Regions from separate parts of the Homo sapiens genome. Here region 1 is linked to region 2. Evidence: chromatin loops called from intact Hi-C (ENCODE). Cell type or tissue: endothelial cell of umbilical vein. All regions are shown on one strand. Links, peaks and the distances in the headings refer to the core of each region. The heading gives the core; the rest is flanking DNA. Region 1 overlaps ARHGAP24 (Rho GTPase activating protein 24). Region 2 overlaps ARHGAP24 (Rho GTPase activating protein 24).

Region 1 (17,031 bases), core at 4,881-9,880, 59 kb after region 2:
AATATTTATAGTCCTTTGCTCTATGGAATGTTTTGTTTCCCCAAGCCTTGCCCATTAATTGCCAATCACTCCTCCATTTATGTGAAAACCCAAACACTCCTGCACTTTTCAAATATCTCCAAGGGAGTGGTTCCCAAGTAAAGAATACTGAGAGTATAAAAAGTAGATTGAACCATATTTAGAAGTGTAATGACTAAGTATCAGAATAAAAAAACTTCACTCCTTGGCTTTCATGGATCTCATAAGCATATATTTTACTCTTTTGAAGTGAAAGCAAATACCTTGTTAGTAGCTTGTCATTTTTCTGAGGAGTGTGTTTGAATCATGTTTGCTGTCAGTCTGATTTGGAAAGACCCATCACTTAGCTAGTGAGTGAGATTAGCATACCTCACTCTTGCCGACACCCTTTCAAGTAAGTCTATGCAGGCTTGTTTTTCTCTTCTTGTATTCATTGCAAACCTAGTAACTCGCACAATGTAATTTAAAAAAAAAAAAGCAAACTTTGGGCCGGGCGCGGTGGCTTATGCCTGTAATCCCAGCACTTTTGGGAGGCTGAGGCGGGCGGATCACGAGGTCAGGAGATTGAGACCATCCTAGCTAACACGGTGAAACCCCGCGTCTCTACTAAAAATACAAAAATTAGCCAGGCGTGGTGGCGGGCGTCTGTAGTCCCAGCTGGGAGGCTGAGGCAAGAGAATGACGTGAACCCGGGAGGCGGAGCTTGCAGTGGGCCGAGATCGCGCCACTGCACTCCAGCCTGGGTGACAGAGTGAGACTCCATCTCAAAAAAAAAAAAAAAAGCACGGTTTGTTTCATTGTAGAAAAATGGTTCTAAAAAGGAAAGCAATTTGTACGGCTGCTAATGAGGTGGAAAGGATGTGAAGCGATAGAATGTGATAACGATTTGTATTTTGTTTGTTTGTTTGTTTTTTGAGATGGAGTCTTGCTCTGTTGCCCGGGCAGGAGTGCAGTGGCATGATCTCAGCTCACTGCAACCTCCGCCTCCCGGGTTCAAGAGATTCTCCTGCCTCAGCCTCTCGAGCAGCTGGGATTACAGGTGCGTGCCACCATGCCCGGCTAATTTTTGTAGTTTTAGTGGAGACAGGGTTTCACCATGTTGGCCAGACTGGTCTGGAACACCTGAGCTCAAGTGGCCCAGCTGCCTTGGCCTCCCAAAGTGCTGGGATTACAGGTGCGGCCAGATAGTGATTTGTAGGTAAGAACAGTTTTGGATAAATTATGGAATTCAGACTTGGCAGTGCTGGCAATCTATGACAGCATGTCATTATTGACACCTGCAGTGACAGTAGGAGCAATGCAAGCTTTGGTCCTAAGAAACATGACCTCCATCTTTTGTTGTTACCTTATCTGGGTATGGGATGTTGTGTTCACATTCCTCAGGTTGTGTTAAGTTTTGTGGTACACCAAACATTTCTGTGTGTGTCACAGAGTAGGAGAATGAAGTGTCAGGGAAATGTCCTTGATAACAGTACCTGTATTACTTTCTCAAAACTGCTGTAACAAAGTTTCACAAATGGGTGGTTTAAACAACAAAAATTTCCTGCCTCACAGTTCTGGAAGCCATAAATGTAAAATCAAGGTGTTAGCAGGTTGATGCTGCCTCTGAAGACACTACAGAAGGTCTGTTCTCGGTCTTTCTCCTACCTTCTGATAGACTCAGGAGTTTCTTAGCTTGTAGATGCCTGTCTTCCTATGTTTCTCAACATCACCTTCCCTCTGTGCATATCTATCACTGTGTCCCTATTTCCCCTTTTTATGAGGACACCAGTCATATTGGATTAGGGACTACCACTTTGACCTGTAAAGACCCTATTTCCAAATATGACCACATTCTGAGATACTGGAGGTTAGGACTTCAACATATCTTTCCTGAGGAACATAATTCAACCCCTAGCATTGGCTCAGAAGAAATAATAGTAATGGGAGAACCCAAGAAAATTCAGAGTCCAGGACTGGCCTCAGTATTATATTACCTCCATGCTATTCGAAGTGTGGTCAGTGACTAGCAGCATCAGTATCCTGTCAGCGCTGGTAAGAAATGCAGAGTCTCAAGCCTCTTCTAGACCTCCTGCATCAGAATCTGCATTTTAACCTAGATCCCCAGATGTTTTGTTTGTACATTAAAGTTTCAGAAGAGCTGTTCCAACTCACAGAGTAGAAGCCCAATTCTCAAATGCCAAAAAGGAGGGGGAAAAAGGACTGTGCTGATGTGCAGGGACTCCCTAAATATGTGCACATAGCAAGTATGGGGTCATCATTCTAGCCCAGCTGTGACATATTTATTCCTAAAGGTAATATTTATCTCTGAAAGTTTTAGGAGTTAAGTGTTGATGACTATTTATTCCCTTGCTGTAGAGCATCCCTTAGGAGTGAACTCAGAAGATCATTAGGCAGAGATAGCTCAAATTCTTTTTTCCTACACTTGCTTTGATTCTGTAAGTTGTTTCTTTTCTGCCAACCTGCTCTATAATTTGAGTCAGCCTAGCTAACTGGGTCATACAATCTAATTCTGAAATAAGGCCTGTCAAGGGAAAACATTTTCCCCAGTAATGGGGAAAAGGTACTTGAATTTCTAACATCATTCTTTAAGTGATTGAAAATGTCGTGAACTCTTGCTTCACTGACTTCTGCCTCTCCTGCCCCAAGGTCTTTGCACGTCCCTAAAGATGTAATTCAGCTGGAATTTGTGGTTGTGGAGTCTATGTTACATGAAGACAAATCGAAAGAGAAAAACAAAAAAAAACAAGCAGCGGAATTAAACTTTGTCCTGGAGTCATCTTGGGCAAATGCTTATAATAGCAAGGGAACAAATGCAGCTTCCCTAGAGGACTCCGAGGTTGCAGTTCTCATGGGGGTGGGGACTTGAAATGACAAGTGATTATTCACAGAAGTAAAATATGCTCAGGAGGAGCCCACTCCCCTAAACTCCAGTGTCAGCAAGCACACCATATGGACTGTATTCCAATCCCAATAAAACTGCCATGCTGCGGGCAATGTTGTAGGGAAATTTCCCTACGTGGGAATCAATCTTTGTAACTGATAATTAGAGAATTTTAACATTTTTATCATCTTCTCTCGAGTCCTATAGTTTAGATTCCTCGATCGGTATTGTATTTCTGCTCTGCTGGCTTTATCTATATGCTAAGTAGTAAAACAAAACCAAACTTTGAAAATGTACTCCCAGCATCATTTGACTGTCTTGATCGTCCTTTCTGTTAACATTCTTTATTGGGTTCAAATAATGTCTGGAAAAAATAGCGAACGTGTGTTATTACTAGGTGCCAGCCACTCTCCTAAGCATCTACATTACTTATACACTTTTAATTCTCACAACAATGCTATAAACCACAGATGGGAAATTGTGCAGATGAGGAAGTTGAGACACAGGTTAAATCGTGACATCAACTAGTGGCAGGGTCAGAATTCAAATCTGATTCCACAGCCTGTGAGCATGACTACTGTGGATACTGCCTCTCAAGAGAGACATGTAATCATTCTGAATATATCTTTAAAAGGCCAAAATAGCCGGGCACGGTGGCTCACGCCTGTAATCCCAGCACTTTGGGAGGCTGAGGTGGGCAGATCACGAGGTCAGGGGATCAAAACCATCCTGGCTAACACAGTGAAACCCCATCTCTACTAAAAATACAAAAGCAATTAGCCAGTCATGGTGGTGGGCGCCTGTAGTCCCAGCTACTTGGGAGGCTGAGGCAGGAGAATGGTGTGAACCCAGGAGGCGGAGCTGGCAGTGAGCCGAGATCACGCCACTGCACTCCAGCCTGGGCGACAGAGCGAGACTCTGTCTCAAAGAAAAAGGCCAAAATAACTACTGCAAAATGTGTTTTTAAAATCTCTTTTATTGCATAGCCAATTATGGCAGATATGCCCCCCACTTCTGTTGCTGAAACTGTATCCTTCCTTAAGTGACACATTTTAGGGACGTTTTCTTTAAGACATAAACAAAATACAATTATTTTCACACCTTCCCTCCCCCACTAAGTCCATCCCTCCCTCCCCCAAGCTAACTTTGCCAAACACCTGCTCTGTTCTTCATTCGCATGGAGGGCCCACCTTGGAAATTTTCTGCTCTTCCTCTCTTTATTTCTTCCTCCAGCTGCGCTGAGCCCCTCACCTTTATTTGTTGTCATTATGCTGATCAATATTGAGTTCTATCAAAAATCGTAGCTCAGTTGCCACAACCTGAGCATTGTTCATGGCATTTTCATGAGCAACTAATTACCTTAGATGGCATCTAATAAATGTTTGGCACCTGCTTAATTCCAAAGGGAAGGGGAAACACAACAATTACAATGAACTAAAAATGGTAGCTATTCTCATTACTTTCAGCAATCATAATAAAACAGAGAAGACTCAGTAATAATAATTGTATAAATTATTTTAAACATTAAAAAGAGTAATTTGTAAGTATGTGCGGCTTAACATAGCCCTTGCTCCAAAGTACGTTTCTGAAAGAAAGTGTATATGCTGATTTAAATATGGATATCAGAGGATAGAGACTTTCTAGTGCTCCTTATTCTCATCTTTTATTAACACTGATCATCCAAACTTGAATTCTTAATAACTGTTTATGTTCACACAGAACTTCTTTATCAGTTCAGATAAAGCTTTAAACCTGAATATGTCTGGTCATAATTCTAACTTTTTTTTTCTTTTTTTGAGATAGAGTCTCGCTCTGTTGCCAGGCTGGAGGGCAGTGGCCTGATCTCGGCTCACTGCAACCTCTGCCTCCTGGGTTCAAGCGATTCTCCTGCCTCAGCCTCCCGAGTAGCTGGGACTACAGGCACGTGCCACCACGCCCAGCCAGTTTTTGTATTTTTAGTAGAGACCGCATTTCACTATGTTGGCCAGGATGGTCTCCATCTCCTGACCTCGTGATCCACCCGCCTCAGCCTCCCAAAGTGCTGGGATTACAGGAATTCTAATATTTTTTAAGAATAAAATAATTTCACTCTGTTGACTAAGCAAATGAAACACAAATGCTTTTTACTGGAGTTAACTTAGAAACTACCAAGTGTCTTTTTTCTGTTTTCTTTTTTTTTTTTTTTTTTTTTTTTGAGACAGAGTCTTGCTCTATCACCCAGGCTGGAGTGCAGTGGCGCAACCTTGGCTCACTGCAACCTCTGCCTCCCGGGTTCAAGCGATTCTCCTGCCTCAGCCTCCTGAGTCACTGGGATTACAGGCCTGTGCCACCATGCCTGGCTAACTTTTTTTTTTTTTTTTTTTTTGTATTTTTAGTAGAGACTGGGTTTCACCCTGTTGGTCAGGCTGGCCTCAAACTCCTGACCTCATGATCCACCCACCTCACCCTCCCAAAGTACTGGGATTACAGGCATGAGCCACCACGCCCAGCCTTAAGTGCCTTTTTTAAGAAACTCAATGGTCTATATTTGGTTGAAGAGAACAGAACAAAACAAAACATAACAAGACATGTGATAGAATAAGCTTAAGTAAACTTTGATTTAAAAATTACTTAAGAAAACTTATGCCAAGTTCACAATTACTTAAGGAACATAAGGAATCATTTTTCCTGGACTGCATTTTACATCCTGCCTTTAAGCCCCGGGCTAGTCTAAATAACAGCTATGAAGAAGAGATAAGCTTCAGGGTGCACACTGCGCCCAGGAGCCACAGAAGGTCTGATGAACCATGTGGTCTTACGAGCCCAGCATTTTGACTGGTCTGTCCCACTCTACACGTGCCATGTCTCCTTCCGTATTAATTGTTTCATATAATTTGTCTGTCCCTCATAACTGCTGTGGATCCAGGGTTTTGCTTAGTTAGCAGGATTGGCTCTCATAGCTTTGGTTCTGTATTTTAAAGGGAAGCCCATGAAGTGTGAATACTTTTAGAGATAAAGACTCTACCTGTGATGGATCAACATTGTTGAAATACAGCCTCTATAAATCAAAATTTAATTAACTTTATTTAGTATTGTGACACAGCTTGTTGGTAATCAACCTTAAGTTGTGTTAAAGTTGCCACCTGATCAACAGGAGATCATCTATGGATAAAGGGTATAAGCAGATAGAGCTATATCAATTATGCAATTAGACAGCTCTTACTAATTTATCAGACGTGAAACTGCTGATCATTTTAGGTATCTTACTTGAATTTAGTCTCTTCTTTTTGAATTTGGTCAATAAAGTGTTACAAACACCATATAAATGGAAACATTGAAGTAGGCACCATAATACCTGTTAGAGAAACCATAGAGAAAGTTATTTTGTTTTACTTACCTCAGTTCCATTTTAGACCTACCTATTATTATGTTTTAAATGGAATCCAGAAAAACTGCTCAGTAGGCTATTTCCATTTAGCTGCATTTGTACTTTTTCAGAATCTCTTTTTATATTTATATTTTGTTTACTTATTGGGCATATTGCTTTCAGGTCATATTGTGAAGTGAGAAAGCGTACATTCATTATTCTCATTCAAGTGCAGAGCTCAAGAATACTGATTGAAAATTGTATAAAATGTGTTAAGAGGAACTTTCTTTACTATCCAGAGCCAGCAGAGCACAGTGCTGAAGAGCCCAGATTCAGGAGCTAAACTGTGTTGATTGTAGTTCCAACTCCATTCTAAACTTATCTTAGATAAGTCATCTAATCGCTTCAATTTCCTCATCTATGAAATGGGAATTGTAGAACTTAACTTATAGTGTAATAGTGAGAATTACTTAGAATAGTTTCTGGCTTAAATAAGCCCAATATGTGTATTAGAGATTATTGTTATCATTATATTTTACTATAGCAGTAGCTTTGCACATTTGTTTATTTATTTTCATTTGTTTTTAGTGGAATCTTTCTTCAAATGACTTTGTACAAAGGTGTCCAATATTCATAAAGCAGATAAAATCCAATTTTGCTTGATTGAAATGATGGTGAGAATTGCTGTTTCCAGCCTCATTCAAGTACACCTGTATATAAAACACATTCATGGAGCACATTTTGTTCAGCAGAGTTATACAGACCTAGGCATCAGCAGGATGCTCCTTGGTGGTCTATAAAATTCATCAGAGAAGTGTATATTCAGTAAGTAGTTTTGAAAATTAAATAATAACAATAATAAATAATAGAGTTTATGTACCAGCCACTGGTTGTACCAGCCACTGTTCTAAGCATTCACACACAAGCCCTACTTGGCCTTTTCCCTTTAGGTAAAAGGAACCAAAATAGCAGAAATGTGCCTCTCAAACTGTTGAATATTTTAGGTATAATTAAGAAGTTATTGCCTGTTGAATTTGTATACTATATGTACTGTACTTGAGTGATATAAAAGGGGATAAATATTTACCTATCAAGAGGAAATTTCAGGGTTTCTATTTTGAAATACAGCATAGCTAATACAATCTGGATGTTCAGTAATGTATTCTTTGCCCCCCCGGCTGAATGGGAAGTAGTAGATGGGAGTTTAAGGCCTTTGTTCACTTTACATGCAAATCCTACTCTCTCTCTCAATCATTTCTATGAATTTGGAGTGCAGGCATAGGAGTCAAAACACTGGATTCAAATCCTAACCTGCCACTTTCTGCCTGGGTGATGCTGGACAAGTTACTTTACCTGTTTCTTAGTGGTCGCTTCTACAGATTGGAGGGAGCAGTATTATGTGTATCATAGTACTGTGGTCAGAAATAAACAGTGTAAAACATTTTTATTGTTGTTATTACAGGACAATAAATGAAGTCTTCCAGGTCCATGAAATATACAAAACATTACAAAAGTGCCACTTTACCTCAATCTGGACTCATAAAATGAGGAGCGATAAAGAAAACAACTTAATTATTCCGTGGTCATGAATTCGGCTTATTGAGAGAACTGGCAGGGCACATTATACACACGTCAGCTGTGGCAAAAATTAGTCAACATTGTTTGTAGAAAGCCTGTGATGTCTGCATTACCAGCTGTCTGGAAAAAGGAGAACATAGCTTCCTTTTTTCTGCTTAATGTGGTCTGCCAGCCAGCTGGCACTAGGGGAAGAGGAAGGGAGCTCATGTTTATTGAACGTCTACTCTGTGCCAAATGCATCGTGTAAGTTGTCTCATTTGATCCTCCCACTTTGATGGTGGGGTGGTATCAGTAACCCTGATGAACACATGGGAGACTGAGACTTAGCGAGGTCAATTAACCCAGCCAAGAACCTACCGGTAGTAAATGAGATTCTGACTCAAAGGGCAGTCAGGCCATACTATTTACTCCTATTGATAATGCTACAGATACTTTCCAATGACCAGTTGGAGTTAGCAGTAAAAACTGAATATTTCATAATAAGTTATTATTTTACATATTATTTTGTAGAAAATGCAAGTTTCCTTTCAATTTTCATGACTGCCTTTATGTTTTTAAAAGATTAGATTGATGGTACAGTAATATTTTCTATTTAGGTTAATACTACCATTAAAATGCCACATTGTTGGACAGTTCTCTTATTGTTTCTGTATGTCTAATAACATAAAAATAGATTAGCATAATTGAAAACTGGATCATGAGTCGGGAGGTCTGCATTCTAGCTCTAAGTTCTTTCATTATCTGTGAATTACAGTTAAGGAAAAATTAAGCAGCTGGTAAGTGGCAGAGCTACTATCCAAACTCAAGACGCAAATAGCAGGAGAGGCAAAGTCAACTCATAATAGGAAAAATTTGATAAATTCATGATTTTGGACTTCAAATTTAATTTAATAATTTAAATTTAATTAAATAATATAAATAATGTATCACAAATATGAATTTGTATAAATTCATGAGTAGACATTTCATAGAAAGTTTGCTTATCCAAATGTTGATTGTCAGGAATCAACATATCAACGTATTTTGTGTGTGATTTTCTTAATTAATACAGGGAAAAATTTCTTTAAAATGTTTTACCATGGGAAAAATATAATTTCATCAAACTAAAGAGTACTATGATAGTTAAGCCACCTATTTATTTACAGAAAAATCAACAAGAATTAGAAAACATGTTGGAAATTTAAGCCATAGACTATGTAATATAATATTTAAAACCATTGACTATGTTATTCTTTCCACAGTATATTATAAATGTTGACATTGATACAAAATATATGTTGAACTATATGGGGTTTTCTTTACAGCTAAATGTATAAAATTTTATCACTGAGTTATATTTCATTAAGTGCAGAATAATTAAGTAGAATGTGTGACACAAAAAGCCCTAAAACATAATTGATAACATATTTTTAAAGTTGTAATTGCTTATGAAAATGTAACAATTGATTCTAATTTAGCTTCCTCATGTAAAGATTAAATGAGATAACATAAATAAAAGGTAAACTCCTCCCTGAAATACATTATTCAATGTCTTTATTAGTATTGTTAATAAACTGTTATTATACATCATGATATGCTAGGGAAGTTTTATAAACTAGATTTAGGAATTTAGGAGGAAGAAAACACAATGAGCTAACACTGATACCAGAGATTAAAGAGATATAGAGTCTCCAATAGGATCCATTAGCGGAGGGCCAGGTTCCTGGCTGAACTGTTCGTTACAGCATCTCTAGCACACAGCTCTGTAGCCTACATATTATAAGCTATTAGTAAATATTTATTGAGTGAATACATAAACTTTCCCCCTAAACAAAAGTGTTAATTTAGGCCACTTTGTGATGATGTTCTGGGATTACAGAATTAAATAAAAATACCTTTAGTCTTCTATTCCACAGAGTTAGCAGTTGTTAGTAACAATTCACACATACATACAAACACACGCATACACACAACATAAACCCAGTGTCTTAGGAACTTAAAAAATGATCGAGATTTGTATTTGTATTTACCTGGAGGAGCAGATAATGAACACTTTGCACCTTTTCTGATAATGATTTGGATGTGTCCCGTATAAATTGCAATGGGAGTTGTACTTAGTTTTAAATAATTTGCTTGGTGATCAAAGTCAAGCAAATTTGTATTGGTATAATGAAATTGTTGCTGTATCTCATAATTCTGTTGTTTTATTGTTGTTTTAGTTCATTTTGTTGTCCAATTATAGTGTATGGAAATGATGATAGCCATGGTGAATCTTAGGGGAGATGGGGATATTGCAGATGTAGGTGTATAGGGGATGACAAATTGGACATTGGAATAGGGTTGGAACCAATAGCCAGTTATCTCTGAAAATGTCATGGTGCATGGCACCAGTTTAACAGAGAGATATCATTGACCGAGAGGTTGGAAAATACTAATCTGTTATCACTTCTCCCTGCATTTTTTAATACTTTGTAGGATGTGTCACTTCAACTTTAACCTTGAAGCAATAGTACACATTACCATAGACAATATGTTTTTTCTTTCTTTTGCAAGTCAAAAGTATTGAATTGTGTCTGGACAATAAAGGAAGGTATTTTAATCTTCCCGGGAAATTTATCGTTATTACTCATGATAATTTTCAGTCATAATTATGATTTTACCCAACCTGTGTAAAAATTGTATTATACATACAAGAATTTTATTATGCAGACAAATTTGAAAAACAACTTTGTGGTATGTCTTTACTTACAATAGTCCTAGAGGTTGTCACTACTGTTCTATTTTAAAGATTGGAAAATTGAGGCCAATGGAGATTAAGGCGCTTGTTCAAAGTTACATAGCTAGTAAGTAGCAGTGTCTCATCCTAACTGAAGTCTTACTCCCAAACTATAGGTACATTAATGTATATATTAATATAAATCATTAGTGTGTATTTGTTAACATAATTTAGAATTTACATACACTATGTGTATTTGCCTTCCCAGGATTTTTCCCTGCCTTTTATATTCCCTGTTCTTTCCCTTTTTGCTTACGCACACTTAAGACATAGCAGTGCCCCTAATCACTACCTACCTGACAGAGGCAGAAGTAATCAACACAACTGTGTAAGTGAAGTTACTAATATATTCTGATTATGGATTGGAAACTCCCACCTATGTTAATAGAGTTAAAAATAAAGTAAAATAATCATAGCTACCATTGGTGGGTATTGGGAGGATTACACTAGAATGCATTTTTTAATCTAAATAGAAAACAATTCAAAGTTATTAGAAAAGCTTATTTAGCTAAGAGGTTGTTTAAATTTAAGAATATAATTTTTTTTCTTTTTCTTTTTCTTTTTTCTTTTGAGACAGAGTTTTGCTCTTATTGTCCAGGCTGGAGTGCAATGGCGCGATCTCGGCTCACTGCAACTTCCGCCTCCCATGTTCAAATGATTCTCCTGCCTCAGCCTCTCAAGTAGCTGGGATTACAGGCACCCACCACCAAACCTGACTAATTTTTGTATTTTTATCACAGATGGGGTTTCACCATGTTGGCCAGGTGGTCTCAAACTCCTGACCTCAGGTGATCCGCCCGCCTCGGCCTCCCAAAGTGCTAGGATTACAGGAGTGATCCACAGTGCCTAGCCTCAAAAATATAATTTTAAAAAATCTTTCCACCTATTATGTTATTTTCATGGGGTTATTACTTACATGTCTAAAAGCCACACGCACAAAAAAGCTGCCTTCCCACAATCACTTTATCTCCACCCCCAATCTGCTTTCTGTGAGGTAAGGGACTTGGAAACAGTGGTCTACTTTCATAATTCAGGGTTTTTTTTATTATTATTATTGACACTTTTTGTTGAGAGATACTACTTTAATATCTTACCTATTGCTATTGCAGTAAAATAAGTCAAACAGTACAGCATAAATAACCCACTATCAAATATTAGGATTAGGGAAGTGTTCTTCTGAAGTCAACACTTTAAATTTCTGTTGGATAAAACTATAAAACAATCAATTAATTCTCACCTAATGGTGATGGGGTCATTCTCAGACATCGCATAGTGGTTATTAACCAACTTTCACTCTACCTTGTTATCTTGGATAAAGATAACTTGTCAGGATTCCAATACTGTTTTCATCACCATGCCATGAATATCTGAGAAAAATTGATTTCTAGCCTTTTAACTGGGAAAAAGCAATAAGGAAACAGACTTACACAGTTTGCTTTCTGACTTATAGTTAAATAGTATGTTACCCTTCAGTTATGGGACCACTTTTAGACTTATTCATTATTTATGTGTCAGGGTGAGATATCAGAGAAAAATTTACAATAATTTTACTGCCAGCTTATAACTCAACTCATACAAAGACTAGAGTATAATTCAGCCAAAATAATCTAAATGTATGTGTTCTTCTGAGAGATCTTGAGTGCCAACTGGTTCTATAAACAAAAGGGGACAGTGTGAGGGTATAGAGCTTTATGAATTATGTTGGGAATTTCTGGACATTAGATTTCTCCTAAACCTTTCTGGAATACATGCACAAATTCAAATCAGTAAATTTTTATAATAATACTTCAATATCTAGATTCTACCATTGACTTGATGATCTGCAATGAATTTCTAATAAGAAGGTTTAAAGTGTCACTTGGTTTTTTTAACCACTAGAAATTTTGCTTGATTCATTTTTTTTCATTCATTTAACAAATATTTGTTGATTTGCATTGTGTGATAATACTATTCTGAGTTCTAGGAATACAGCAGTGTATTAAACTGATAAAGTCTGTGCCCTCAACAATCTTACATGCTAGACACAGAAGATATTTAATAATGGTATAATATAGGTATTAATGATGCTTAATAAAGTAAATATAAACTATGCCAGGCAGTAAGGGTCATAAAGATAGATATAGCAGAATAAAGGATGTAAAAAAGAACGGGTGGAGGAAAGTGTTCTTTTATGCAAATGGTCAAGACAGACTTCTTGAAGGTGAATTTTCAGCAAAGGAGCAAAGGCCTAAGGAAGGCTGCTGTGTGATGAGCTTTCTAGGCAGAAGACACTGAAAACGTCAAGGTTTAGATGTGGGACTATACCTGTCCTATTTGAGGAACTGCAAGGTGATCAGTTTGGCTAGAACTGTGGGGAGCAGGTCAGGTCAAAGATTAGGGCACACATATAGTTGTCACTGGCCAAATAAATGATTATCTGCCCACAGCATTAGAGATTAGAGATTAGGAAGTGGTGGTATTTGGAGGGTAATGCTGCCCTCCAAATACAATCACCCATCCCCAAGTTATGAGCATCCCCAAAAATGAGCATTGTTCATCTCATCCAGTAATGCATCCCAGTGCTGCAGATGAACAATGCTCATTTTTCAGTTGAAGAAAATCCATAATAAAGGAATCTAGGCATGTACTGTGCAGGATTACACAGTTAATAAATAGGAGAGATAGTCATCTAATCTGTTTTCTATAACTTTTCTCCCCCTTTCACCACACAATCTATACAGTGAGGCAGTACTATTTCTGTACCAAAATTCAGAAACAAATAAAATGCCTCCCATTTGTTAATATGAGATACAAAGTAGCCAAATTGTATATTTACATGCATGATTTAAATGAATAGTATTTTTCATTATACTTTAAGTTCTAGGGTACATGTGCACAACATGCAGGTTTGTTACATATATATACATGTGCCATGTTGGTTTGCTGCACCCATTAACTCGTCATTTACATTAGGTATTTCTCCTAATGCTATCCCTCTCCCATCCCCCTACCCCATGACAGGCCCTGGTGTGTGATGTTCCCCGCCCTGTGTCCAAGTGTTCTCATTGTTCAATTCCCACCTATGAGTGAGAACATGCAGTGTTTGGTTTTCTGTCCTTGCAATAGTTTGCTCAGAACGATGGTTTCCAACTTTGACCACGTCATTACAAAGGATATGAACTCATTCTTTTTTATGGCTGCATAGTATTCCATGGTGTATATGTGCCACATTTTCTTAATCCAGTCTATCGTTGGACATTTGGGTTGGTCAATATTGAGTTAATTTTTGTATAAGGTGCAAGGAAGAGATCCGGTTTCAGCTTTCTACATAATGGCTAGCCAGTTTGCACAACGCCATTTATTAAATAGGGAATCTTTTCCCCATTTCTTGTTTTTGTCAGCTTTGTCAAAGATCAGATGGTTGTAGATGTGTGGTATTATTTCTGAGGCCTCTGTTCTGTTCCATTGGTCTATATCTCTGTTTTGGTACCAGTACCATGCTGTTTTGGTTACTGTAGCCTTGTAGTATAGTTTGAAGTCAGGTAGCATGATGTTTCCAGCTTTGTTCTTTTTGCGTAGGACTGTCTTGGAAATGCGGGCTCTTTTTTGGTTCCATATGAACTTTAAAGTAGTTTTTTCCAATTCTGTGAAGAAAGTCATTGGTAGCTTGATGGGGATGGCATTGAATCTGTAAATTACCTTGGGCAGTATGGCCATTTTCACGATATTGATTCTTCCTACCCATGAGCGTGGAATGTTCTTCCATTTGTTTGTATCCTCTTTTATTTCCTTGAGCAGTGGTTTGTAGTTCTCCTTGAAGAGGTCCTTCACATCCCTTGTAAGTTGGATTCCTAGGTCTTTTATTCTCTTTGAAGCAATTGTGAATGAGAGTTCACTCTTGATTTGGCTCTCTGTTTGTCTGTTGTTGGTGTATAAGAATGCTTGTGATTTTTGTACATTGATTTTGTATCCTGAGACTTTGCTGAAGTTGCTTATCAGCTTAAGGATATTTTGGGCTGAGACGATGGGTTTTTCTAAATATACAATCATGTTATCTGCAAACAGGGACAATTTGACTTCCTCCTTTCCTAATCGAATAGCCTTTATTTCTTTATCTTGCCTGATTGCCCTGGCCAGAACTTCCAACACTATTTTGAATAGGAGTGGTGAGAGAGGGCATCCCTGTCTTATGCCAGTTTTCAAAGGGAGTGCTTCCAGTTTTTGCCCATTCAGTATGATATTGGCTGTGAGTTTGTCATAAATAGCTCTCATTATTTTGAGATACATTCCATCAATACCTAGTTCATTGAGAGTTTTTAGCATGAAGGGCTGTTGCATTTTATTGAAGGCCTTTTCTGCGTCTATTGAGATAATCATGTGGTTTTTGTCTTTGGTTCTGTTTATGTGATGGATTACGTTTATTGATTTGCATATGTTGAACCATCCTTGCATCCCAGGGGTGAAGCCCACTTGATCTTGGTGGAGAAGCTTTTTGATGTGCTGCTGGATTCGGTTTTCCAGTATTTTATGGAGGATTTTTGCATCGATGTTCATCGGGGATATTGGTCTAAAATACTCTTTTTTTCTTGTTTCTCTGCCAGACTTTGGTATCAGGATGATGCTGGCCTCATAAAATGAGTTAGGGAGGATTCTCTCTTTTTCTGTTGATTGGAATAGTTTCAGAAGAAATGGTACCAGCTTCTCTTTGTACCTCTGGTAGAATTCGGCTGTGAATCAATCTGGTCCTGGACTTTTTTTGGTTGGTAGGCTATTAATTATTGCCTTAATTTCAGAACCTGTTATTGGTCTATTCAGGGATTCAACTTCTTCCTGGTTTAGACTTGGGAGGGTGTATGTGTCGAGGAATTTATCCATTTCTTCTAGATTTTCTAGTTTATTTGCGTAGAGGTGTTTATAGTATTCTCTGATGGTAGTTTGTATTTCTGTGGGATCGCTGGTGATATCCCCTTTATCATTTTTTATTGCATCTATTTGATTCTTCTCTCTTTTCTTCTTTATTAGTCTTGCTAGCAGTCTATCAATTTTGTTGATCTTTTCAAAAAACCAGTTCGTGGATTCATTGATTTTTTTGAAGGGTTTTTTGTGTCTCTATCTCCTTCAGTTCTGCTCTGATCTTAGTTATTTCTTGCCTTCTGCTAGCTTTTGAATGTGTTTGCTCTTGCTTCTCAGTTCTTTTAACTGTGATGTTAGGGTGTCGATTTTAGATCTTTCCTGCTTTCTCTTGTGGGCATTTAGTGCTATAAATTTCCCTATACACACTGCTTTAAATGTGTCCCAGAGATTCTGGTACATTGTGTCTTTGTTCTCATTGGTTTCAAAGAACATCTTTATTTCTGCCTTCATTTCATTACATACCCAGTAGTCATTCATGAGCAGGTTGTTCAGTTTCCATATAGTTGCGTGGTTTTTAGTGAGTTTCTTAATTCTGAGTTCTAGTTTGATTGCAGTGTGGTCTGAGAGACGGTTTGTTGTGATTTCTGTTCTTTTACATTTGCTGAGAAGTACTTTACTTCAAACTATGTGGTCAATTTTGGAAGAAGTGCAATGTGATGCTGAGAAGAATGTATATTCTGTTGATTTGGGGTGGAGAGTTCTGTAGATGTCTATTAGGTCCCCTTGGTGCAGAGCTGAGTTCAAGTCCTGGATATCCTTGTTAACCTTCTGTCTCGTTGATCTGTTTAATATTGACAGTGGGGTGTTAAAGTCTCCCATTATTATTGTGCGGGAGTCTAAGTCTCTTTGTAGGTCTCTAAGGACTTGCTTTATGAATCTGGGCGCTCCTGTATTGGGTGCATATATATTTAGAATAGTTAGTGCTTCTTGTTGAATTGATCCCTTTACCATTATGTAAATGGCTTTCTTTGTCTCTTTTGATCTTTTTGGTTTAAAATCTGTTTTATCAGAGACTATGACAGCAATCCCTGCTTTTTTTGCTTTTCATTTGCTTGGTAGATCTTCCTCTGTCCCTTTATTTTGAGCCCATGTGTGTGTCTGCACATGAGATGGGTCTCCTGAATACAGCACGTTGATGGGTCTCGAATCTTTGTCCAGTTTGTCAGTCTGTGTCTTTTAATTGGGGCATTTAGCCCATTTACATTTAAGGTTAATATTGTTATGTGTGAATTTGATCCTGTCATTATGATGTTAGCTGGTTGTTTTGCTCATTAGTTGATGCCGTTTCTTCCTAGCATCAACGGTCTTTACAATTTGGCCTGTTTTTGCAGTGGCTGGTACCAGTTGTTCCTTTCCATGTTTAATGCTTCCTTCAGGAGCTCTTGTAAGGCAGGCCTGGTGGTGACAAAATCTCTCAGGATTTGCTTGTCTGCAAAGGATTTTGTTTCTCCTTCACTTATGAAGCTTAGTTTGGCTGGATATGAAATTCTGGGTTGTAAATTATTTTCTTTGAGAATGTTGAATATTGGCCCCCACTCTCATCTGGCTTGTAGGGTT
Region 2 (17,031 bases), core at 4,426-9,425:
AGCCATTCCATGGATTTTGAAGTAGGTTTGAAGGCCAATTTCCTATTGCTTTCACTGGTCACCAAAATTGCTAGTTCCTTCTTTGTTTAGCCTATTTTAGGAGACTTTGGTTCTTGAATTCAATACCCATAATCTATTGTCTATGGCTCAGCCCACTCCTGTTCTAAACAATCTGTGACTTCTCTTCACTCTTTCCTTCCTTCCTGCAGCCATTTAACCCTCTGAATCACCTTGACTCATTCCATGTAAAACTCTATGTCTCCTCAAGGCCTATTACCTTACAAGGTCTTACTCATATTTCCTTCCTGCTCTTTCTAATGGACTAAAGGTAAAACTGTCAATATCGAAAGTAAAGCTTAAGAAGTAAAAGGAAAATACAGAATATTTTTAGCAAATGCAAGTAATATGTATCAATGTGTCCAACTCTTGTCACATTTGACATATTAATGTTGCTTAACCTTTGCATAGGGCTCAAACAGACATAATCAAATGAGAATAAAAGGAAAATAAGATGCTGTCATTGTGTCAAAAACCATGGTTTTCCAAAATTTCTTTCTCAACATTTCTGTTTTGAATCTCAGTTGCTTATTTGTCAGCATTAGAAAAGTGCTATCATACCCATTAATTTCTCAACATTTTGGAAAATGTGTTCCAGAAAATCTAATTGTCATTTTAAATATTAATTACATTTTATAATTATTTGGTCATAAGCATACTGCTTCCTGCCAAAGAACAGGGCAAGAGTAGATGCCTTAAAAGTAGACGAGAAATATTAAAACCAAACAGTGCATTTCTGAATTAAAGAATAGGTAACAGTTTGAAAATAGGCCTTGAATGATCTGAGCATTTCTCATTGTGTCTTGGAATTGCAAAGTGTAAAGAAGATTTTGCTTTAAAATTTAAGGAGCCAGATCAAATGGAAAGATTAATAGTGGCCAGAGTGATTTCAGTGTGGGCCACTTCATATTTTGGTTTACTTGATCTGGGCAGGATGTTTTAAGATTGGAGCAACCCAATCGATAGGATATAAAGAAATCAAGGACACATGTTTGAAGTGTGAGAATGAATACAGAAGTAGTCATAGAGAATTGACCTTACTTCCCATGCAAACCCTTTGATTTTATTTGAAAATTCCCTACTTTTCTAAGGAAGCTATTGCTTGTCTGTTACACTATTTCACGTGGGAGGGATGAGATAGATCTTATGAATGTTCGATAAATATTTGTTAAATAAGTGAATGAATGAATGAATACATTTCAAAAAGGTAATTTTAAAAATTATTATAATAAGCACATCACTCTTTCAGTTAGAAAAACATAATTTATTCACCAATAAATAGGAAATACATGAAAGACACCAATGAAAATTGTTATGTTGCTTCTCTGTTTTATTTAACAAATTATACAATCAACAATAATCAAAACCAAATGTGTGTATTCAAAAAATCTTGATAGATTGAAAGTGGGGATTTGTGATAATAGCAAATGTGTGTCTAGTTTAAGAGCCGTGGAGTAGTATCACTGATACTAGGTAGAACACTTATTCTGCCACCTGTCACAGCACCATGCCTTACTGAAGCAGTACTCTGTAAGGACTAATAAATGTTAGCATCCCTTGAAACATGGCAGCTCCTGAGTTGTAAAAATATTCTGGACAATCAGCAAAGGAAAAGATTATTTCCTAATATACAAAGAAATTGGAGATTAAAGGGAAAGTTTCAATATTAAGGATTTTAAATCCAAAGGAAATGTTTTCTCTGAGACAGTTCTCACATCCTAATTGTGTTACTGCTCCCTGCCAATTCCTTTGCTTATTATGCAAGGATATAGAGGAAAAGGCAAACTATTTCCCCTCAGGTATGTTAGTGTAGTGGAAAAAGCATTGAAGCAGGAGTTGTGAAACCTGGTTATTTGTTAACTGTGGCACTAACTAGCCGTGTGAGTGACCTTATACAAATCATATTTTTCTCTGGGTTTCACTTCCCTTATCTACAAAATGGGTTCACCCGGCTAAATTATATTTAAGGTCCTGATGAGCTTTCTATGATTCCTATTTCTTATTTTGTTTTGTTTTGTTTCTAAATGCTCAAATACTACATTATTTAAGGTATATTTCCTTGTAGGTTTTTTTTCCCCTCTCTGTCTCTTTCTTCAATATATGGGATGGGAGGATACTGACTAAGTCTGAGAAGGAGGAGAAAGAAAATTAGCTACAGGAAGAGTTTATATCCCCTTCTACAAGAAAACTTAAATATAGCTACCACCGCTTTGAAAGGAATGGTTTGTGTCCAAACAGCATTTTCCAGACAAGCTCTGTACTTTTTTGCCAAAAGAATTAACTTTAAACTGAAGGCAGTGGACAGTTAAACAAGAGTCGGCACTGGGAACAGCTGTGCGTAGACCAGACCAGTGACTTATAAGGTACTGTTTTTACTCATTTAAATCTTCAGGGTTCATTTGTTTTGGGGACAAGTATTTAGTGGTCATTTGACCTTTTTTTCCTCCCTCTTCACCTCTATTTTGAGAGAAAATATACCCTTGAAAATATTTTAGCTTTTTAACTGTATTATTTTCTGGCTGTTGATATTTGAAACTACTCGGATTTTGCTTTGTTTTGTTAGTGTTTTTAGGAACCAGATGATTGTTGCTGTTGTTTTATTTTAAAGCTTAGTTTAGGTTTGTTTCTTTGTTGTATCTTGTCATGTGTGGTTTTTGTGTTTTATTGCTTGTGTTGGATAAAGATAAATATACTTTAGCATTACAAAATGTACAGAATGTTCTTGACTGGGCAGGAGGGGGAGCTTAATGAATCTTCAACTTGAAATATAGAACTAATATGGAGCCAATCAGACAAGAGAACCTGGGCAGGGCAGTCTAGGCACTTTAACTGATTCAGTCAAGGCTCACTAAACTCATCACAGCTTGGTAGATCTGACCTGGGAAACACAGTTATTTTGAATTGGGGTTTTTGCCTCCAGTTTGCTTCTATATTTAGCTGTTAATTTTAATCCTTCCTTCTCTTTATTCATTATTTTTTAAAAAAATTCTAATAAGCCTACTTTTCTTTTTTTAATGAAGCTTATCTTAGTGTAAGCTCATTCACCTTAATGGAGGAACATTTCTAAGAAGAGTGAAATTTTCAAAAAGATTTCAAGTCACCGATCCATAGAGGGTCTTCCAGAGCAGAAGGGGAATAGCCCAATGCGGCACAGAAAAAAATCCCTGTGTACCCTAGCATTCCAGGTGTCACTCTTTCCCCGAGGCCCTGGCTAGCTGGTATATAATATTTGCTGCTGGCCAATAAAACAACAATGGAGAACATTAAGGGTTTCAATATATGTGAATTTTCCATAAAGTGAAGTTTAAAAAGTAAACTTTTACCACTGAAAACTTGAAAAGCTTTTCAAAGAATTTAGCCACTTGTGGATCATTCTCTTCATGAGATCCACTATATGTTTTGAGCTCTCTCTGGAGGGGACTAAATGCAATTTAATGTTCCCTTAATTTCTCAGTATTACTCATGGATACATATTATAGAATTTTTCTATAATGCAGTAATACATTGCATGGTATATAAGGCTATTAATTCTTAGATCAAATGGTCACATAATCACTGTTTATTTTTTATTTTTTAGTTTTATTTTTTTGAGATGGAGTCTTGCTCTGTCGCCCAGGCTGGAGTGCAATGGCACGCTCTTGGCTCACTGCAACCTCCACCTCCTGGATTCAAGTGATTCTCCTGCCTCAGCCTCCAGAGTAGCTGGGATTACAGGGGCCTGCCACCATGCCTGGCTAATTTTTGTAATTTTGGTAGAGATGGGGTTTCACCATGTTGGCCACGCTGGTCTTGAACTGCTGACCTCATGATCCACCCACCTCGGCCTCCCAAAGTGCTGGGATTACAAACGTGAGCCACTGCGCCCAGCCTTTTTTTAATTCTTGTATTATTTTTATAGGACTTTTTTTTTCCTCCTGTGTCCACCTTCCATATTGAAGAGTGACTTCTTTACTTACTGGTGTAGACAGTTTGCATATCTCTAATAACTTCCTTCAACCTCAACAACCTCTTCATGATTATTTTGTGCTGGGAGCAAGAACACCAGAAAATGAACAAGTTTATAAAAAATTATGGACGAATAAGAGGCAATAACTTTATCTGAGGGTCCAAGAGATTCTCTTATGAGAAACGTGCATGTGCCAAAGGACATAGACACAGTGACATCTATTTTGGGTGCTCAGGAGACACTTGGCTTGTGTCCAAGTTCTTAGTTGTGTTCTGTAGTAGAGGTTGCCATGGAAGTAGTTCTGGAATAAGTAATGTGTTACTGCATCTTATACAGAAAGTGTGGTTTGTTCTTTTTATAAAGTTACTGGAGGTGTGTGTCAAGGAATCAGTGACTAAACAAATCCCAAGAGGCATACCTAATATTAATCAAGCACTAAGTGTTTTATTTTAGTCCCATTCACAATCACGCTGTTCACATGCATGTCTAGCTGGGAAACAGCATAATAATGCTTTGTAGGAAAGAGAGAAAAGGAAAAAAATATTCATTTTCTGGTTTATTCAATTCTTCTGTGTGGAGATTATGCTTAAGAAAACAATGAATAAGGCAAGATTTATTTTCTCAGTGATTTTTCTGATTTCTTGAATGGCTTTCTAACTTACAAGTTCTTTTAAGCTGAAAAACACTACAAAGCAATTTTATAAACCATGTACAATGAATTAGTAGCACAATATATGACAATATGTGTTTTCTTCTAATATTTTTATATTGTGCATTTTAGAGCAAAACGAATCACTGATTTCTCAAAGATCTTGAAAATGATAGTAGTCACTTTTATTAATCTCACTCTACAAAAGAAAAAAACTGGATATATTACATACATTTATTAAGCTATAAGCTGAGTCCAGGGCAATTCTATGTTTCAACTTTAATTAGATTCCTTGGCTAAATACTTGATCATTTAACTTTATTTGGAATCACATTGTGAAGACTTTTGTATTAGAAGCTCATTTTTCTTTAATTTTTAAAAAAATACAAGTTTCACCTAGTCACTGTAGAAATTTTTCCTAAGTGTTAAAGCATCAGATGGTGTATATGACAAACTTTTCTGTTTGAAACAATGAATTAGAGACTGGCTTTTGTCTGCAATAATGAATTTGGGATATGCATATGTTTGTTAACTTTGTCTAAAACAATTCTCTAGGCCAGGCATGGTGATTCACACCTGTAATCCCAGCACTTTGGGAGGCCAAGGCGGACGAATCACTTGAGGTCAGGAGTTCGAGGGCAGCCTGGCCAACATGGTGAAACCCCATCTCTACTACAAAAAATAAAAAAATTAGCCAGGCACGGTGGCGCATGTCTGTAATCCCAGCTACCCGGGAGGCTGAGGTAGGAGCATCACTGCAACCTGGTAGGCGGAGGTTTCAGTGAGCCGAGATCACACCACTGCACTCCAATATGGGCAACAGAGTGAGATTCTATCTCAAAAAAAAAAAAAAAGAAAAAAAAAAGAAAAAAAAAACAATTGTCTAGAAATTGTGCTTATTTTTGCTTCCTACCTTCAGTTAGGTGGCATGACTTATTTTAAAATGAAATGTTATTCCAATTGAAACACCGCTGTTTTAAACTGAAAATATGCTATGTTAAGTCAATTCAGTAAAGCTTTTCCTCACTTGACTCCTCTTTCATTTTAATCGAAATTTAATTTTCGTGTTCATACCTAAATAGGAAATTCGACATACTAAAGAATATGTATTTTAAATTTAGAACTTTTGTACCATAAGACCTAAATTTAAAATTCCTGAAATGTCAGTGTCATTTTGAATACACGCTTAGGAAGACTTCGATTTAGAAAGATACTTTTCAAACCTGGAAAAGGAAACAACCATTTAAATGAATTAATGCATGTTAGCATTCACTGATAACACCTTATAAGGGTGCTTCTTAGTACAACCTTATGAGAATTCTCCAGAAGCCTCAGAATTCAGCCCCTTATAAACTAGAATTCAGTGAGCAAGATTTATGTTTCCCAAGGAACTGTCAAGCTTAGTGCTTTTGATTGTGTTCAGGGAAGAGAAGATATTGAGATTTCTGAAGTTGTTGAACAGAGAAAGAGATAAATGCTTTGTTCTTTGAAAAATCCACATTTAGTTCATTTTCAATTACAATCTCCCAGGGAAAAAAGATACTCAAACTGACTCAAGTATGTTCCTACATATTGGCCTTTGTTTAACATATTAAATTGGAGCTTCTGGACAGTTGAAGAGGTAATATGAATCCAAGGTTCTTTTTGTATTAATACATCTTAATCATGAAATAAATGTTTGTTGAATGACTATTACTTTCAAACCTTAATTTAAAAAGACATCGACAAATAAAATGATGTTAAAACTGCTATGTTTTATTTCATATTTGATTATTGGAGTATTTGTTACTTAGTATACTGCTGAATCATGCTAAAACATGAACAGTTCATTAAGCAAAGCCATTTAATAAATTCTGAAATTACTGTTAGCAAACAGTAATTTGGAACTGTAAATTGCCAGAAGAAAAAGCATCGGGTATCTACAGTCAATAATAATTCAGAAAGTGGAATTGGAGGACAAGAAGGTCTCAAGTGTTATTCTATAACCCCCCTCCTTTTCTTTTTTGGTTTTGTTTCTTTTGCTGTAGGTATTGTGGAAATTATTTGTTTTATATCAATCAGAACACTTTGAAAAAAAATTTTACTGTTGTGTATTCTTCCATTCTATGGTTATACTGTACATAATAGAACATGGCTCCTATTGTTGGGGACCTACATTGTTTCAGTGACTTCTGCTGTGAATAAAATTAGGATAAGCATTCTTTTACATATGACTTTGCTCATTTGATTATTTCAGAACTGAAATGACTTGGAAATTAGTGAGTCCTGATCACTTTTTTTTTTTTAAGAGTAGGAGAACTAGTCCTGAAATATCACTGATCTAGAACCTTGGCTTCCAAGCTTTCAGTCTAATATCTGTATCTAGCCAGAAGTAATGACTGAGTGACAAATACATAAGGGGGCAGGAAGTGAAAGCATAATTTCCTTCTGTCTGAGTAAGAGGTCAATCATGTACCCCATTCTCTGAAAATCCCCAGGGAGTGGAAGGGTTCTCATACTAAAGAAAACAGTCACGATTCCATGCCAGACTTTATTCTCAAGGAGTGATAAACATATGATAGCTATGGGAACATTTTTAAATAGCTGTCATTTTGTTAATGAGTATTTGCTAAAGCATTTCCTGGGCCACTGGTGTTTATGGAACTTTTAAACAAAATATTTATGAAGATGGAACCGGGACTTGCTTCATAAATTATGTCCTTTTACTTGCACCTTTGCTTTTCCTCACTGCACAACGATGTTCAGGCCTCTTCTACATGAAACAAACAAACAAATCTTCAGCCTTTTCAACCATGTTCTTTTTTCCTGGTGCCAAGAAAAATTTATATTTTTTGTTTCTTCTCCCTTGCCTCCCTCTGAGTTGATTGCCCTTTGCACTTTGGCATTATTTCTACCACAATATTGAAATGACCTCTCAGAGGTTGCTCATGATGGCTGAATTAACAGTTAAATTCAACAGCTTTTTATCTCTGTCTTCACCTTCTGTTCTTTCTGCCATCTATACTGTTTACCCTCATGCTCTTCTTGAAATAGTTCTGTCTTTTGATATTAGAGATCTTGTAGAGATCTAGTGCATAGCCTATGGCTCTGCCCCTCTCCTAGGCTTTTTTTTTTCTTCCCTCTTGTTAGAGGGCTCCTGTTTTCTTCCCACCTTCTTGGTTTCAGTGTCTGTGTTTATTTTGTTTTCTCTCTTAGTCTTTCTTCCTTGGAAAATTTCATATAGGCCTATGGCTTCATCTTAAAGCTCAATGTGGATATCTGATCAGCAAAGCCTCTTCCACCCTTTGTGCGAGTTGTAACAAACGTCCCCTTCCTCCAGATGCACAATGCTCGCATCAGGATCTTCAGCTTGGCAGCAAACTGAGCTGGATTTCAGCCCCTGCTCAGCCTGCACAACCTCAGACAGTTGCCCTGCTGGTCAGGGCCTCCTATTCAATGCTGTCTATGGTATTCCAGTGCTTCAAACTCCATGTCTTTCCCTCAGTCAAACTAGCCTTCCATCTTTCATCTCCTCCATCACTTTTTATACAACCAGGTGCCAATTAGAATTTTAGCAACCATTTCCTTGGCATTTTTCCTTTTTATTTCCATGGCCACATTCTTGCTCAGAATTTAATTCCCTCTTGTTAGCCTACTGTCCCCGCCCCAATCCTTTTCTACTACAGTCTATCCTCTATACATTTGGCAATTTGAAGATGATTATATATCTCTATCTATCTATCTATCTATCTATCTATCTATCTATCTATCTATCTATCTATCTCTCTATCTCTCTATCTGCTTTCCTATCTAGATATAGACACATAAATATAGATAGATATAATTATACCCCCCAACTTTTCAATGAGTCCTTAGCAGATGGACAGAAGCAGAGGCTGTAAAGTTGAATTTCAGAATTTGAGGTCCAGCTTTGGTGCATTCACGTGTGTCATCCTGTGTGTTACTCAGTTTCAGGGTGTCAATAATGAATAACCTATGTCAAAACCTTCTATGTGCCAGCCACAGTGCTCTGAGCATTTCCCATATATTGTTCATTCAGCACTCAAAAGAAAACATTTTGTTCTGTTTGTACTAGACATTATAAAAATGGAATCAAATTTATCTTAAAGAGACTGCTTTATTCTCTGAGTTCAATTTGGGTTTTGAAGAAGTCTACAGTAAAGTTAAATTCAGATAATACCAATGGTCTTGGCCCGATTGCAAGTGGTGGTAAAACAAAGGCAAGTGAGTATTATATTTTATTTTGAGATAAAATCATCTCCTTGTTCTGTTTTTGTTGTTGTTGTTGTTATTTTGTTTTGTTTTGTTTTTTTAAGAAAGAGCAGCAAGAAAAGTAAAACAGATTTTTTTTCTTTTTAACAATTACAAACTACATAACGCAAATAAACACTTTCCTTTGTTCAATGCTTATATGTGGTTTTCTTTATTTATTCTTAGTGTCACAAAACAAGCAACTGGAGTAGCCAGAAACCTATCCCACATTTTTTGACACCAGGCTGCCTCATTTGCCAGAATACTGTCCTTTCTTTCAATTTAAGAATCCATCAGTGCCGTTGTCAAATTTAAGTGGAAATACTTCAAAGTAATGACTAAGGGTCTTCAGACATGTGCCAGGAATATTATTTTGCTATAACTGCTACCCTAGAGTCATAAATTAATTTTCCAGAGTGACACCTCCTTGTCACTTTGGGAAGATAAAGTGACCATCATTTCTTATACCCAGTATGGGTTTTTGGAAGGCTGTTGTTAGTGTTTCTTCTAATGCTTCTCTCAGAGACCACTACTACCTTTTTTTTTTATTTCTGTAAAAGGACTTAGGCTTTTTCTTAACATCTATGGCCTATTTCATTTCCTTAATTAACTAATTACTTATAAATGGAAGTTGCATAAGTCATACAATTGGGAAGTTGGATGGGATCTTAATGATCTCGTAATTAACCCCCACATATTTCTCTAATGACCAAAACTGTCCAAACTAAGTTAAGAACTTATCAATAATCACATAGCAACTCTAGAATGTGTTTCCTCATTAAGAACCTGCAGCCATACTGGCAACTTCTTGGAGTATTAATTCCATTGCAAAGTCTCAAACCTGCAGCAGAAATAAACCTGAGGCTTCTCTTCCTTTCTCTCTTCATCTTTGGCTGTCAGCAGGAATAACATCTTAGAAATCCATCCTCTTTCATTCATAGGAGCTACTTTTTAGTAGGGGAAGCCTTCCACACAATGTTTTCTTGACTTTGAACTTCTGTAGCTCTTGAAATGGGAATTAGTGGCATACATAACAAATAAAATAATAAAATATTTATGAATCGCCCCCAAAGTGCAGCTCCCAATGCTCCACAGTATTCTCTGAAGTAAAGCAAATCTTTGTGTCAGAGATATGCATTTCAAAAAGTATTAACATGATATTGTGGCAGTTTTATAATATGAAGTACTGTATCTCTTATGAACACACACACACAGAGATATTGGGGGAAATTGTTTGGGACAACAAACCCAATTAGAGTAAATGTTGAATGCTTCCCTTCTTCCTTCCCCTCAGGCTTGTCACTAACTCTGCCCACTTTCTCATATACATGGCTGGCTTCAGCATTTCTGTACTTTCTCACCTTTGTATGGTTTGCCACATGCAGGTGGTTTTTCAGCCCAGAGAAGTTTTCCCAGTTCTTGTTTTTCTGGAATCATTACTTCTGAATCACTTTACTTCATCCCTCCTCTTTCAAAACTTTGCTGTGACTTTCAGCACTTCACATTTTGACTTCTTACTAACCAGTCCATTCAAGCTCAGCTGGACTGTAAGCTCTTTGAGGGCAGGGGCTTTGTCTTACATATTTGTCTGAGCACAGTGTTTCACCCACAAATCCCAAATTTTGGGGTCCAGTATTGCTCTGGTCTTGTTACAAATGTGGACATATCCTCTGTGAGAATGTGCTGACAGATTGCCCGGCCTGTCGCAGTGGACATTTAATTAAGTGACTGGAAAGTTAAAAGACACTAACAAGAGGATATGAGCTTGCTTTTCTTCCCTTTTGGTAAAATATTCCAGGCCTTTGCTCTCCATATATTTCATTTCTTATTTGCTCAGATTTCATAATAAAGCAGATGACCATTCAGGTGACTCATTCAACTTTGTTTATCTTAGATTCTTCACCATTTGTTGGAGTTTCAGCAGTTGTGCTTCACATGATGGGGACTTAGACTCAATGCTGACATTTGAGAGATATTTTGAGATGTTAGCTCGTGGTCTACCTCCTTGCATTTGGCTTTGCTCCAATCCCATTTATTTTGTGACAAATATTGCCTAAGAAAAGGGATAATTCAAAAAAAAGTGTTTTGGATTTTTTGTTTGTAACAGCTTTTGAGTTTCAAAAAAATCTAACTCCATAAGGACTCAGGGTTCAAATTTTAAATTATAATGACAACAACAAAATAAAACAGATTTCTTTACCCTACCACTAAGAGCAAATAATGCAGATATTAATAATTTTCATGGTAATGGAGCCAAAGGCAGAATCAGAGGAGATACAAAGAGACATCAGGTTCTTGAGGGGTGGCAGGATCCTAAGTGCTCCAAGTTCTGCCACACCATGCTGGGTACTCCCTGAGCTGAGTACATGGGGGACAGAACTGAAAACCCAGATCACACTGGGAAAATCTAAGAGCAAAGGAACCTGTAGATCACTTCCCATGTAAAGTGCATGAAGGCTGCAAAACTTGAATCACTTTTTAGTGCCCTGCATAGTGCCAGGTCATTAGAAATGGGTGTCTAAGAAGATGTGTCCAAAACAGCCTCCCAGGTTAACCCCATGCCCTAAATGCAGCCAAGAAAGGAAGAGAAGGAGTGGTGAGAGAGACAAATCCAGAGAAGCCCAAACGTAGCCACAGGGTCTGTGGACTTAAGCCTAGGAACACACAGGGATGAGGAAGCCAGTATATCAGAGATGCCTATGTGCGCAGGAGATGATGACCACAGACCAGATTCCCCCTCATCCCCACCCAGGACATGTAACTCTCTCTGTTCCTGACATCAGATGATATAAAGAAAGTAAGTTAATCAAAATTAAGTTTCAGCCACCTGGCAATATAAAAAAATAAGGAAGTTATGTCTTATACACCTGGTTTTATAGACTAACATCTATTCCTTCTACACAAATTATATTTTAAACTTAAACCAATCATTTTTAGCTATCTATTTTGCTATTAAAAATTTTGGTTGGTAATAATGGTTTATAATCTTATCGAAAGTGTAAAGTATACTTTATTTTTTTGAAGCTGGAGGGATTTCAAAGCTTGAAATACGAAGTGTAGGATTTGACCTGGTTAGGTCTTGACCATAGAGGTGAGAGGATTAGGGAATAATAAAGTAATCTTACAGGAGAATCTCCACTTTAGACGGTTTAATAGAGCTTCAGATTTTAGTTTATATTTCATACAAATTCTGGTCTCTAAGGATCACAAACATTTATTATCTTTCCACTCCTTACCAGTGTTATCTTAAGTGACACAAAGCAAATGCAGAAATTTTCATAAATCACTCAAAAGGATTGTTGCTTGGCTGAAAGTGCCTTATAAACTGAGCCCATACTGGTAATGAGTGATCTTTTCCCAAGTTCTTAAAGTACAGCTAAGATTCCCAGAAAGTAACACCCGTTCTAAGATATGGGCTCCATTGAGATCAAGGACAGAAAGGAAAATTACTTCTGTTTTCTCGAGGATGTGGCATAATAAGAAATACATATTTGGCCTTTGTTCCTTTCTCCTGGGACACAGCTTTCAAAATCCATGGAATCTCTAGAGTGATGAGAGTGTCTTTTGTATGCTAATGAGATGACTTGTGGCTGGAGCCCCTAGATAGCTCCAGCATAGGGTCTGGTCTCCAGAAAGGCCAAGGCACAATTAGAATGTTGGAACTTTCAGTCCCAGCACTCAACCTCCAGAGGCAGGAGAGGGGCTGAAGTCTGAGTTAATTACCCTTGGTCAATAATTTACTTAATCATGCCTATGTAATGGAACCTCCATTAAAAAAAAAAAAAAAAAAGATGGGATTTTGGAGAGCACCTGTGTTGGTGAACACATCAAGATTCAAAGAGATGCATGCCCATAAATGGCATAGAAACTCTACAGAGAATCAAAGAAAAGGCAATACTAAACAGATCAGGCAGACTTTTTCTTTTTCTTTTTTTTTAAAGAGAGAATCAGTCCGCAGGTTGGCTGGAGTTCAGGGATAAAACTCTTCTTAAGAGTGAAATGGCAAGAAAGATTCAGGCTCATCGAGCACTGGGAATTAGATAGGAACAGAGACACCAAAAAAGCAAAAACTCAACTTATAATAGAACCAACATCTGATGCTACAGAGTATGAAGAAAAACTGAGTTGGCAGTGAGAGCCAAGTGGTAGTACAGAAAAGCGTATTATATTGCAAACCTATAGAGAATGTCAGGTATTCTTCAGGGCTACCCTGTTCTGGACTTTTGACATTCGTGGTAAACTGCCAGAAGGTCTTAGGGGAATGGAGAAGTTGATGCCAACCGTTCCAGTGCATTCACTGTAGAAACTATTGCTGGAGATTATGATTGCCTTCTCCTCGAGAGACAATGCTAAGGATATACTAGAATCTTCTTGAGAAGTCCTACTCAACCATCAGTATGATATTTTGTCTTCTAAGACTATTGGATTTTTGTATCTCCTTGCTTTAAGATCTAAGTAAGAATGTTTCATTAGTCATTGCTTACGTTTCTGGACTGTCTTCCAATGCCCTGACTTTACATATCCTTTCCTCTTTTCTTCTCTCAATAAAGCTGTGTACATTACAATTTTTTTTATTAGGTGCAGAAATCACTTGAAGAACTTAAAATGCAAATTTCTAGGCCCTATGCCCAAAGTATCTGATTCAACTAATCTGATATGGGGCCCCAGAATATGCATTTTAACAAAAACTCCAGGTGATTATGGCACAGGTGGTCCATGGACCACACTTTGGAAAGCACTGCTTTAAGTCATCTAAATGCCTTGGGAAGTTGACAATTTACTAGCTGTATTATACCTCTCGGACTGTCTCTTGCATCCCATGTAGCACACAAATCATTCTTTTTCACACCATATCTTGATTTGAAGCTCTGAAAATGGTTCCAATAACTGTATCTTGCACCAAAACATTGAGAATTTTAGGTTCCAATTTATAATTCAAGATACAATCAATCTTGAAAACAATCATTTGTCTGTCTTTAGTTTTATTGTCTCTAAGATTTTAAGGGAAACTTATTTTTATTGAAATTTACACTCATTCTGAGATATGAAAATGGTTTCAATTTATACCTGAAATACAAGATTATATCCTTTTGCTCTTCCCAGAGTAAAAAATCTCTCCTTCACATTTATTAGAGAACTGTTCTTTCAACCACAAGCATAAAGACAGACTCTTGGTAGGAGTTAAAAAGGACTATTTGGGATATTTACAGTGTCTCTTTAGAACTGGAAGCTGGACAACAAGTAGTCATCACATATGGGAAAGATTTACATTGCCTGAGTGGGCTCAAGTTTGATGTAGTATAAATGGTATTTTCAAATGCTTAGTTCTCCAGATTTTCCATGGCTACAGTATATGCTCTTGTCTCTACTGAGAAATATGCTAGTCTAGGGAATATTGAATAAGCATTCTTCCAGGCAGTGTAGTCATAGCCTTTTGTTTTCAGCCAAGTTTAGTGTGACTGTTTCACATATGATTTTCCTCTTCATGAACTACATTGGAAAAAATTAAAACCTTGTCTAAAAATAAATATATCAGGCTTTTACCCATTAATCAGTAAACATTTATTGTCACTAAGGTCTGTAAGAACTAAATAGTAGGCTTATGCAGCAGATTGAGAATCCAATGCTAGTCAAAACCTGTTGTGTCCTTCCCCTTTTTAACCAAACAAAGAAATAAAGAATCACAGAAAGGGAAGAACTCCATTAAATGGCGTATGAGGGCAGCTGCCTGAAAAAGTAGGTAGGGTTAGAACTAAATGTCCATATTGTGGGCATCTGCATAGGCCTTTTATATTTTTGTTTTTCAGAATGAACTTATCATCAATGTGTTCAGTGTTATAAATTCTGATACTATAACATATTCAGATTGAGCAAGAAGGCATATTTAACGGCAAAGATAAGAGGTACAAACGTAAAATATTGCTCTCTACTAAGTGATTAAGATTTGAAAAGTGACACCAGGAAAGAAATTGTATGTGTTAAAATACCAAGATAGTTATGAAAGGTATTCACCAAATATTTCCACCTCTCTTCTCTCCAGGCACGAAAGAGAGTTATATCAATTATATCTCTCCCCTCCTTTAAAGTTAGTCATGGCCAGATAACTTGCTTTGACCAATGAAGAATGAGCAGAAGTGATGTGTCCCACTTCCATGTAGAAGATTTAGGTGCAATGATTGGGGTCATCGTGTGCCCTTCCAATGGCTATGGGATCATGGAAGCACATATTGAGGTGCTTGAGTGACTATGATGAGCTAAGGACTCTGCTGACCCACATTGGACTGGTATAAGTCAGAAATAATCTTTGTTGTAGAACTGCTTGTTAGTGCAGCATAATTTAGCCTATCTTGAGTAGTACAAATGCGGACATGGAGGCAAAAAAAATTTCAAATGTTTTGATAGGAAATGGGAATTTCCCAAGTAAAGGTGGAGGTGGTCAGTAGTGTCCAGTTGTGCATTGTGTATCCTTTAATGGAGCTCAAGAGCCAGCCTAATGAAAAGAACTGTGCTTTTTAGTTAAATTATGTGGTCAGGTTTGAGTTACAAGGAAGCAAAAACGATACTGAAAAATTTGTGTTCTTGAAGATGTATAGTAGAGAGCAGAAATATACAACAAAACTGTCAATGATGACATTTGAATATTGATAATGGGAACAAATGGGGTGGCAATTCTAATTTGTCCTAACAATCAGGCTTTTTTTTAAATGAGCTTGAAGCAATTTAGTAATCAATAATACAAATATGGGAAAATATAATGTCATACTCCAATAAAAATCTAAACTTTTGACGGTTTTAAAAACTATATTTCAAATAAAACATGATTGTCAGGATTAAGAGAATTCAGAATATACTGGTCCTGAAGAAACATCCTAAAATCAAGGCCAAGGAAGAAAAATGGAGTATCCCGTGTTACCAATATAAAAGCCAAGCCACACATGTTCTACTCATAGCACAAACTGCTTTAAAGAAACATGGCTCAGTAACAATAAATATTTTCTTTAATCCAGTGAAGTTTCTTGGACTATATTAGAACATGTTACAATTCTGAATTTATTGCAATAGCTCTTAAAATTTTTTTCATTTCTTGCATTTGTCCTCATAGCTTATCTGAACCCTCAAAAAAAAATGTTTCCCTGAAATCCAGCCTATGGACTCTCCTTTTCCTTTCTTAAAAAAACATTTTTCTTACTTCAGGCAATTTCTCTCCTTGATTGTCTCAGCTCTCTCTACACACATTTTCTCAGTTTGGCTTTATTTTCTCAGGAAATATCTGATCACAAAGATCCAGTATAGTTCCTGTTTTAGAAATCTGAGATCATCAAGTTGATTTATTGTAGTACAGTTTGAAGCTCTGTCAGATCTTATTGTAAAGCACCACTGAAGAACATCAACAAATTGCACCCATCAACTAATACTTGGACTTGTTTTAACTCCCTGTCATTATTTAATTAGGCTCAAAAATGTCACTGTATGCAGAGAATCCATTGTTTTTCAGTACTGAAGAAATTCTTGTTGAAATAGGGTAATATTTTTTCTGGCATCATAAATTAAAGACAATAAGATAAATAGAGAGTTGACAGATATAAGAGAAGCAAAGTTAGTTTCCAGTTATATAACACCAATAAATTTTTTAAATGAAATTTTGTGTTAGCAGGAGGTCATAAATGTTAAAGCACACACCATTCACTACCCTCTACCTGTAGAAACATGAAGTAGCATGGAATTTATTGGCTTTAGGTTTGTCTAAATAGTAAGCTTAATGCACATATTTGAGTCTGAAGTAACTCTAAAATGTATATTTCGAAAAACTCCAGTGATAATTCAAACGGCTCATTTACGACAAGCTTTTGTGATAAAGAATCCTTAAAGAAACAAAGTTAAGCATGTCTTTTGCTTCTAGATCTTAAAAGATTTTTTCTTAGAGATGTCTGCTTTGATTTCTGGCCATGGTTTTGAAATAGTGGGGCTGGTAAGTTACTAAGCTCCTAAAACATAGCCTGAAAAAAATGAAAACAGGGCAAGTAGAAATTTCAAACCTTATTTCCCACAGAATATTCAAAGAATAGGATAATCCTGCCTGTTTTAGTTCTATTTATGGCATCTGGCAAACTCTGTCATCACATTATAT

What was found. A loop is a pair of places that touch in the nucleus more often than their neighbours do. Peaks named below come from ENCODE experiments on the same cell type or tissue, not always from the same donor. Only the 100,000 strongest peaks of a DNase experiment are listed, where the experiment ranks them.
Region 1: it touches region 2 in a loop (7-fold over the local background); 3 of 110 quality-filtered maps call a loop at or near these places.

What each region holds. Positions count from the first base shown.
Region 1 is chr4:85,834,772-85,851,802 of GRCh38, forward strand. The region is part of intron 3 of ARHGAP24 (Rho GTPase activating protein 24); the gene reads left to right. Among named protein-coding and RNA genes, the nearest start is that of MIR4451, 120 kb to the left of the region's middle. In endothelial cell of umbilical vein, for the core only: no CTCF peak of the experiment used is centred there; DNase peaks (open chromatin) are centred at 5,630 and 7,960; H3K27ac peaks cover 1,989 bases.
Region 2 is chr4:85,776,546-85,793,576 of GRCh38, forward strand. The region is part of intron 3 of ARHGAP24 (Rho GTPase activating protein 24); the gene reads left to right. Among named protein-coding and RNA genes, the nearest start is that of MIR4451, 63 kb to the left of the region's middle. RefSeq lists an enhancer at 12,123-12,624. In endothelial cell of umbilical vein, for the core only: no CTCF peak of the experiment used is centred there; DNase peaks (open chromatin) are centred at 6,136, 7,126 and 7,986; H3K4me3 peaks cover 353 bases; H3K27ac peaks cover 4,837 bases.